2 separate regions of the Homo sapiens genome follow, and region 1 is linked to region 2. The links are chromatin contacts, found by Hi-C or POLR2A ChIA-PET in ENCODE. All regions are on one chromosome and are shown on one strand. Each heading gives the region's core, a stretch centred on a gene start or an enhancer-like site at or near the end of the contact. The rest is flanking DNA. Distances are from core to core; before and after follow the strand shown. Region 1 has its middle 12 kb from the start of RNASE10. Region 2 holds the start of ANG (angiogenin).

Region 1 (3,939 bases), core at 399-2,898, 170 kb before region 2:
TTACCCCACTACAGTATCTGGGACTGGCTGAGGCCAGCAGTGCCATGTGGGTAGGGTGCTCTGAGCTTAGACTAGGACTGGTGTGGGCCCGGGTCCCATTTCTCCCCTTTGGAGCACTGTCTCCCCACTGCCATGTGTGGGGTCAACTAGGTGCTGCAAAAGAGTTCTGGGACTTGGTCAGGCGTGGTGGCTTATGCCTGTAATCCCAACACTTTGGGAGGCCGAGGCAGGTGGATCACCTGAGGTCAGAAGTTCGAGACCAGGCTGGCTAACATGGTGAAACCCTATCTCTACTAAAAATACAAAAAAAAAAAAAAAAAAAAAAAAAGCTGGGCATGGTGGCAGGCACATGTAATCCCAGCTACTTGGGAGGCTGAGGCAGGAGATTTGCTTGGACCTGGGAGAGGGAGGTTACAGTGAGCAGAGATTACAGGCATGAGCCACCGCTCCTAGCCCCAATGGGGCATTTCCTGTCAATGTTCTCTCTTGCCTCCAACTGGTGGGTGATAACATGCTTTCTTGGGTTGGTCTTAATCTGTGCAAGATGAAGGATAATCACTCCTTGCATGAACAGGATGCTTTTTTCACTCTGCCCACGGGTCTCTTGCTAGTAGCAATGTGTGGAAGGTAGGAATGTGGTTAGTTGTAAAAGAGGTCACGTTCTAGGAATGCAGTAATTACGGCTTAAAGAGTTCAAGAGAAAATATGATTGGAAGATATGTTTTATGTTTATACTACAAAACTCCAAATGGCAAATTCTACATGGCCTGAAAATTAATTATCATTCTCATTTTCTGGCATATTCTGGATAAGACTTGCATTTGTGATCATCACCAACAACATAAAGTAATAAAGTAACCTTTGAGAGAGTCATTGGAAGTTGGTATTTAGGCCATAAACTGGATAATTCCCTGTCATGAGTAACACTATAACTGACATTAAATGGCATTAGGAAACTACAGAGGCAAGAAGATACAAATTGTTTCAATTTAAATAGGTTTCGAAGAGCTGTAGCAGTGTGATACCCTTTTTTCTTGTGGTTGGAGACATGAAATATTCAAGAATGGTGCATTTGACAGTAAGGAGTGTGAAGAAATGATTCCTAGATCTAACAGGAAGAGATGATATCTGGACAGTCCGAAGAATCTCCATATACATTGATGGGACAATAAAGAAATATATAGTATCTCTTTCTTTTCTCATTATTCTAAAACTTCATTGACAAATCATGATACTTCACTTGGGCTCATAAATTTTGTAATATATTTAAACATGAAACTGTTTATATAGATAGGGCCCTCTTCCTCACCCTTACCCCCCAAAAAATTTAGCCAGGGCCACACACAGTAGAGGCAGCTCTGGTTGTGGCTGTATCCAAGGTAATGTCTCATGTGTTATGTCCTTATTAGGCTCTCGACAAGAAGTCATCTCCTCGCCTTCCTCAAGTGCTCAGTCTACCAAGCAGGGTAGCCTCAGTTGGTTCTTTTCAAGCCTCTCTTTCCCATGAAATGAAGTTACGTTATCCAGCAGAGATTCATTGCTGGTGGGGTCAAAAGGAACTCCAGGGCACAGAGTTTCTGTCATTTTCAGCAATGCTTTGATTTAGCGTGGAATTTGTTGATGTTCCTGCCTCCATTTCCTGTATCCTACGCAGAGACCTGCCTTTCTCTCCTCTTCACATTTTTGCAATGGGCTCCAGTTTGTTTTCAGAAAGTGATTCACATCCCAGAGACGTCACTTCCAGGAGCAGCTGGGCTGATTCTTTATAAGAATTATGATTCAGAAACCCAGTTAAGTTTGGATTTAGGGGAAAGGTAAGGGGAAGAGGAAAATGGTAATATTAAGGCCAAGCAACAGAGGCAATGAGGGAAATGTGAGTCTCATGTTGAGACATAATAGTCCATTACCTATGGAAATAGGATTTCAGGAGGTACTGGGATGCCCCAGTGTTTGAAAATGTCAGCTCTCCAGCACTAGCATGAGGTTAGTGTTTGGAATTATATCCTTATAAACTTATTGCATATCCCTATACACAAGTATATAAAATTATTAACTTCAAAAAATGGGATCTTCGGCACATTTATAAGGTGACAACAAGAAAAGAAAAAAGCAAAATAGGCCTTATTCTATGAATGCTTTTGCATGCGTTTGGCACTGTGCTACCTACTTACTGGGTATACAGTCATTAAAACAAAACAAAACAAAACAAAAGAAACAGGCTTTGCAACATATCCACAAATGAGATCCAGAGGGGATAATTGTGATAGGAAGAAGGAAGGTGATGTGATTAGAGCCAGCCCTGGGCACTGCTCTGGAAAGCTGGTCTTGCTAAGGACCAAACATACAGCAAGCAACTGTATTAGAAGACTGGGGTTAAAATAATATATTTGTAAGGTTGAGAACAGTTGATACATATAGACCTCCCTTACCAGGGAGGTGCAGCCATCCCACAGCTGCTGAGTATTCTCTGTCAAGAATTCACAGGTGCACTCTTCTCCAGAGCATAGCCTCCAGCCTATGGGGGCCGCCTTGTTGACAATGTCTAAGAGGTTATGTCCTTCCCCAGGGGTAGCCCATAGCCAATGACTGGCTGATATGGATGTGTAAGAACTTAGACCTCTTGCCTCAATCTTATGGCATCAGTCATGTTTTAGAGCTCCCCATGGGGTCAGGTTTGAGACTAGCTTTTAGCTAAAATCACTTCTTTTTTTAGCTTCTTACATACAGGTTTCTCCTAAGAGCACTCCCTCAATAAATCACTAACTCAAGAACATGTTCTTTTTTTTTTTTTTTTTTTTTTTGAGATGGAGTCTTGCTCTGTTGCCCAGGCTGGAGTGCAGTGGCGCGATCTCGGCTCACTGCAAGCTCCGCCTCCCGGGTGCACACCATTCTCCTGCCTCAGCCTCCTGAGTAGCTGGGACTACAGGCGCCCGCCACCATGCGCGGCTAATTTTTTGTACTTTTAGTAGAGACGGGGTTTCACTGTGTTAGCCAGGATGGTCTCGATCTCCTGACCTTGCGATCCGCCCGCCTCGGCCTCCCAAAGTGCTGGGATTACAGGCGTGAGCCACCGTGCCCAGCCCCTCAAGAACATATTCTAAGGAAGGAATAGGGAATTCATTTTTCTTGAAGCCCTCCAAGAGCTGAAGGTCAGGGGCCCAAGCTGGAGATCACTTCAGGCAGGTGGGCAGGGTAGACTCTAGAATGTCAGTGAAGCATAATGGTTAAGCACATGGAATCTGGAACTTCAATTGAAAATTCCAGAACTTTCATTGAAATTGTACTTCTAACATTTACTAGCTTATCTTAGGTAAGTAACTTCGATTGAAAGTTCCAGAACTGCGTTAAAATTGTAGTTCTAACATTTACTAGCTTATCTTAGGTAAGTAGCCTCTCTGGTTATACCCAGTAGAACTAACACAATGCCTTGTGCATTGTAGGTGTTCAATGTGTATATATCTAGTTGAACTCACTTATTTTTATTTTTATTTTTTGCATAGCCTATTCTCATACATTGACTAATATGCCTTTTTTTTTTTTTTTTTTTTTTGAGATAGTCTCGCTTTGTTGCCCAGGCTGGAGTGCAGTGGCTCGATCTCGGCTCATTGCAACCTCTGCCTCCCAGGTTCAAGTGATTCTCATGCCTCAGCCTCCTGAGTAGCTGGGATTACAGGCACCTCCCACCACGTCAGGCTAATTTTTGCATTTTCAATTGAGACAGGGTTTCACCATGTTGGCCAAACTGTCCTCGAACTCCTGACCTCAGGTGATCTGCCTGCCTCAGCCTCCCAAAATGCTGGGATTACAGTGTCACTGTGCCCGGCCATGACTTGATCTTCCCTGGTCCAATATTCTGGCCCCTGAATCAGTGATGTTTCCATTACACTAGGTTTCCAACTTTATTTTTCTAAATTTAAATGTAAAAAATGTTTTAGGCTG
Region 2 (4,035 bases), core at 445-2,944:
TTTTTTGCAATTGGCGATTCCTTCATTTGTATTAAAATTACTGACAAAGATGTGATGTTCCTTAATCATAGAATATAATTCCTTGTTGTATTTTAAACACAAATGACTAAGTGCTTAGATGCATTCTAATGAAATAGTAATTTTTCCCCCAAACCCTACTTTTCATTTCAACAAAACTTCCTTGTGCCAAGTTTAAAAGAAAAACATAAAACTGTCTTTTTGCATTGTGGGCAGATTGTGTATCCTCCAAAGGTTGTCCAGTGAAGGCCCAGAGGCAGAGAAGGGACCTAACTATATTCAGAGGCTGCTGGTTGCCCCACCTCAGCACTACTGCAGAACTCTAAAATCAGAGGCTGCTCTGTTTGTGTGAGTCGGTGCTTGAATTGGTGCTTCAGGCCATGGGGCTGTGTGTGTGCAGGCGCATATGGGTTGTATGCTGTGGCAGGGTACCGCTTTTCGGGACTCAGAGGTGGTGTTGCTTGAGCTAAGCCTGGAAAGACAGGTCAGTTTTCTCCTTGCTTATGAAGGGTTCAAAGTCTGACTCCACCATTCATCTGCTGTTTGTTCTTGGAGTTTCCTCATGAGCAGAGCATATTTACATAATGCCTACCTCACACAGTCCTGGTGTTGGTTGAATGTAGTCATGTATGTGAGAGCTTCACAAAATGAAAGATTGCACTGAATATTATAATTATTGTGATTTCAAGTGCATTTGTTTTACTAGCAGGCAGCCTGTCTTTTCTTGACACCTTCTCAAGTGCAGCCAGACTGAATACTTGGCAGCTAGGTGGGTGACAACAGAGGATTGAGGATTTTTAAAAAGATAACACTGTCCTAGATCCAACACCACTGTGGGCAAATGCTGGGGGTCTGTGAAACAGTTGGTACCCTGCTGCTGTCTGATATTGGAAACTATGAGATCTATAAGGTGATCCTGGTGACCTTTGGCCCACTGTTTTTACGCAAGCAATGGATCTACAGCCCTGCTTTGATGATGGAGATAAGCAATTTTGCAACTACATTACAAGGATCAGAAGATTGAATGTTCAGGGTTAGTCTCTTGTGGACAGGTAAAGATGGAAGAAGGAGAAACCCAGGAAACATGGCAAGCCTGCTTCTGGGGGTTAGAAGCTGAGAAGTTGAGTGTAGGGGGAGGGGCAGTGTACTAATAGCTGTCACACAACCTTCTCTGGAAGTGCTTTCCTGGCTGTATGAAATCGATGGAATAACGTGCTTAGCATCCGTTCATGAAACCAAATGATGTGATACGATAAATAGGATGTGATATGATAAATGATAAATAGTACAGTGGAAAAGCATCCTACTGGAAGACCATATCTTACTCTGTGACATCTTCCAAGGCAGTTCTTGGAGTTGGCCCAGGGAGATCAGAGATGCTATCTTATGGATCCAGACTATTATGTGTGAATAGGGAAACCTCAGTCCTGCCATGAACAAGAGTAAGCACCACAGACAGCAGAAAAGGGCAACTTTTGGACAGAAGGCCATGTTTCTCAAACTTTGTCTTCCAGAACAAATCTCTAATCCATTCAGGTGGGTTAATATCTAACCCAATCATGCCCAGCGAAAAGGTGAATGACCCTCCTCGTTTGTTCAAGAGCAGTGTCCTTGGTTTTCATGTCCCTGCCAGGACTGGGACACTATATATTAGGAACACTATATAATCAGAACCTGGAGAGGCCTCCAGGTTCACACAACTGGAACCCATCTCCAGGAACAAACAGCTGGAACCCATCTCCCGTTGAAGGGAAACTGCCAGATTTTTGTAAGATTCTTCCTCCTGGGTAAACTATTGTTCAATTTGTTTTATATATTATTTCTAGCCATCCATCCATTTTAATGAAACCATTTTCCTCCCTTTAAAGCCTCCAGGCTCAAGCTCATGAATTAAAAAGAAAATGGATCAGATTCTAAAGTTTAAAATGAAAACAGGTTTCTTTTGGGATGGCCTATGTGTGGATAAAGAGAAATTAGTGAGACTGGGAGGAAGTGGAAGTTTAGGAGGGATTTCTAAATTGTGATAAAATCCCCAAAGGCCTGGGGGAGCCATTTGCTGAAGGCCATCGGGAGTCCTCCCCCGTCGTCCACCCCTGTTACAGGCATTACACGTGGCTTAACAAGGAAAGAAACAGTATGTTTTTAGCATTGTTTCCTTCTAACCTTCCCTGCTAATTTCTCTTCTTAGAAAAGTTTTGGATGCTCTTTCAAACAAAGTGGAACACATCCCAAGATCAAAAGAAGGCTCACTGGCAGGTTGAAGGGAAGAAGGAAGGAAAAGCAATAAAGGGATGAATATGCCTTGGGTGTTAGGCTCTTACTTTGGGGGATTTTGCCCTAGGATGTATAAAAGTGTGAAGCCACATTGATGAAAATGATAACTATAGTTACTCATCATAAACTGTCAAGTTAACTCCCTGGTGTGTAAAATTTGATGAATCTTTTGAATACTGAACATTGCCTGTGGGGAGAGGGAGAGAATAATTCTTGTGAATACTAACAGATTCATTTGATACAGAAGATAAAGTTACTCTAAAGAACAGTTGGGGCCAGGTGTGGTGGCTCACACCTGTAATCCCCGCACTTTGGGAAGCCGAGGTAGCCGGATCAACTGAGGTCAGGAGTTCGAGACCAGCCTGGCCGACATGGCGAAACCCCGTCTCTACCAAATACACAAAATTAGCCAAGCGTGGTGGTGGCCGCCTGTAATCCCAGCTACTTGGGAGGCTGAGGCAGGAGAATTGCCTGAACCTGGGAGGTGGAGGTTGCAGTGAGCCAAGATAGCACCACTGCGATCTAGCCTGGGCGATAGAACAAGACTCTGTCTCAAAAAAAAAAAAAAAACAGGCCGGGCGCGGTGGCTCACGCCTGTAATCCCAGCACTTTGGGAGGCCGAGGCGGGTGGATCATGAGGTCAGGAGATCGAGACCATCCTGGCTAACAAGGTGAAACCCCGTCTCTACTAAAAATACAAAAAATTAGCCGGGCGCGGTGGCGGGCGCCTGTAGTCCCAGCTACTCGGGAGGCTGAGGCAGGAGAATGGCGTGAACCCGGGAGGCGGAGCTTGCAGTGAGCCGAGATTGCGCCACTGCAGTCCGCAGTCCGGCCTGGGCGACAGAGCGAGACTCCGTCTCAAAAAAAAAAAAAAAAAAAAAAAAAAAGAAAAGAAAAGAAAAAAAGGACAGAGAACAGCTGGGACTAATTCCACTGACAAAAAGCTGACAGACAGTTACGTGTTTGGGTACAGAAGGATATATCTATAGGACTTTTGCCACCAGATGTGAGGCTTTGCACCCTTGGCTTAGGCAGATTCACTTTTACACCACAAACGATCTGTCTCTTACTGGTTTTCTCCCAATTCCATTTTACCTTGCTTTTTGAGGAATTTAGAGTTGAATATATTGAGAAAGTTTTGAGTGAGGGAGCAGATGTTAGATATTGGTGGTTTTGGTGTACGCTTGCTGAGATTTGGTTCCTGGATGTCTTAGGGAATCAAGATTACAGGCCCCCAACTAAACTTATACAAAATTTGTCTCTGTAACTGAGGGTCACTGGACCTTTGCTATTGAAACTAGCAAAGCCTCTATTATGTTTAATGAGAACCATGAAACTTCAGATTTTTAGAGCTAGCAACTCTTTTATTTTCTTGATGAACAAACCTAGGCCTGGAGAGAAAAATGAAGTCAATTACTTAAAAAATATTAAGGGTTATAATAAGGCAAGCATGTTGATTCAAGGTGAATAATATGAGTTCTGTGGAATATACACCAGTAAGAAACACTAACAAGTAAATACTTCATTGTTCATCCACGATCACGTGGGTAATGGCATGTTTGGAAATGGCACCCGTGAAACCTGACAACAGGTCGGTCTTTATTTTGTGATATCCTTATGGGTAGATTCTGAACTTTGTGGCTTTTACTTTGGCACTTATATCTAATGAGGTGTCCTTGGTCTTAATATCTAATGCAGAGCGAGTTTGGACAGAGATTCTAAACAGGTTCACCAGCTCATACT

What was found. A loop is a pair of places that touch in the nucleus more often than their neighbours do. ChIA-PET counts read pairs that join two places held with the same protein, here RNA polymerase II (POLR2A). Pooled maps may share reads with other maps.
Region 1: a map of transverse colon shows a loop between it and region 2 (3-fold over the local background). The contact joins the enhancer-like site here to the promoter of ANG in region 2. A Hi-C loop is called at or near these places in 3 of 168 maps with a recorded cell type or tissue (adrenal gland, psoas muscle and transverse colon) and 5 of 50 pooled maps. POLR2A ChIA-PET finds 5 or more read pairs at or near these places in 1 of 52 experiments (WTC11).

What each region holds. Positions count from the first base shown.
Region 1 is chr14:20,515,428-20,519,366 of GRCh38, forward strand. No RefSeq gene overlaps it. Among named protein-coding and RNA genes, the nearest start is that of RNASE10, 12 kb to the left of the region's middle. Within about 2 kb of position 1,649, at least 3 of the 41 ENCODE cell types and tissues checked have a DNase peak (open chromatin) inside an H3K27ac peak, as active enhancers do.
Region 2 is chr14:20,687,070-20,691,104 of GRCh38, forward strand. ANG (angiogenin) reads left to right here and starts at 1,695. Exons shown (of 2, transcript NM_001097577.3): 1 at 1,695-1,805. All of the region lies in intron 1 of RNASE4 (ribonuclease A family member 4), which reads left to right.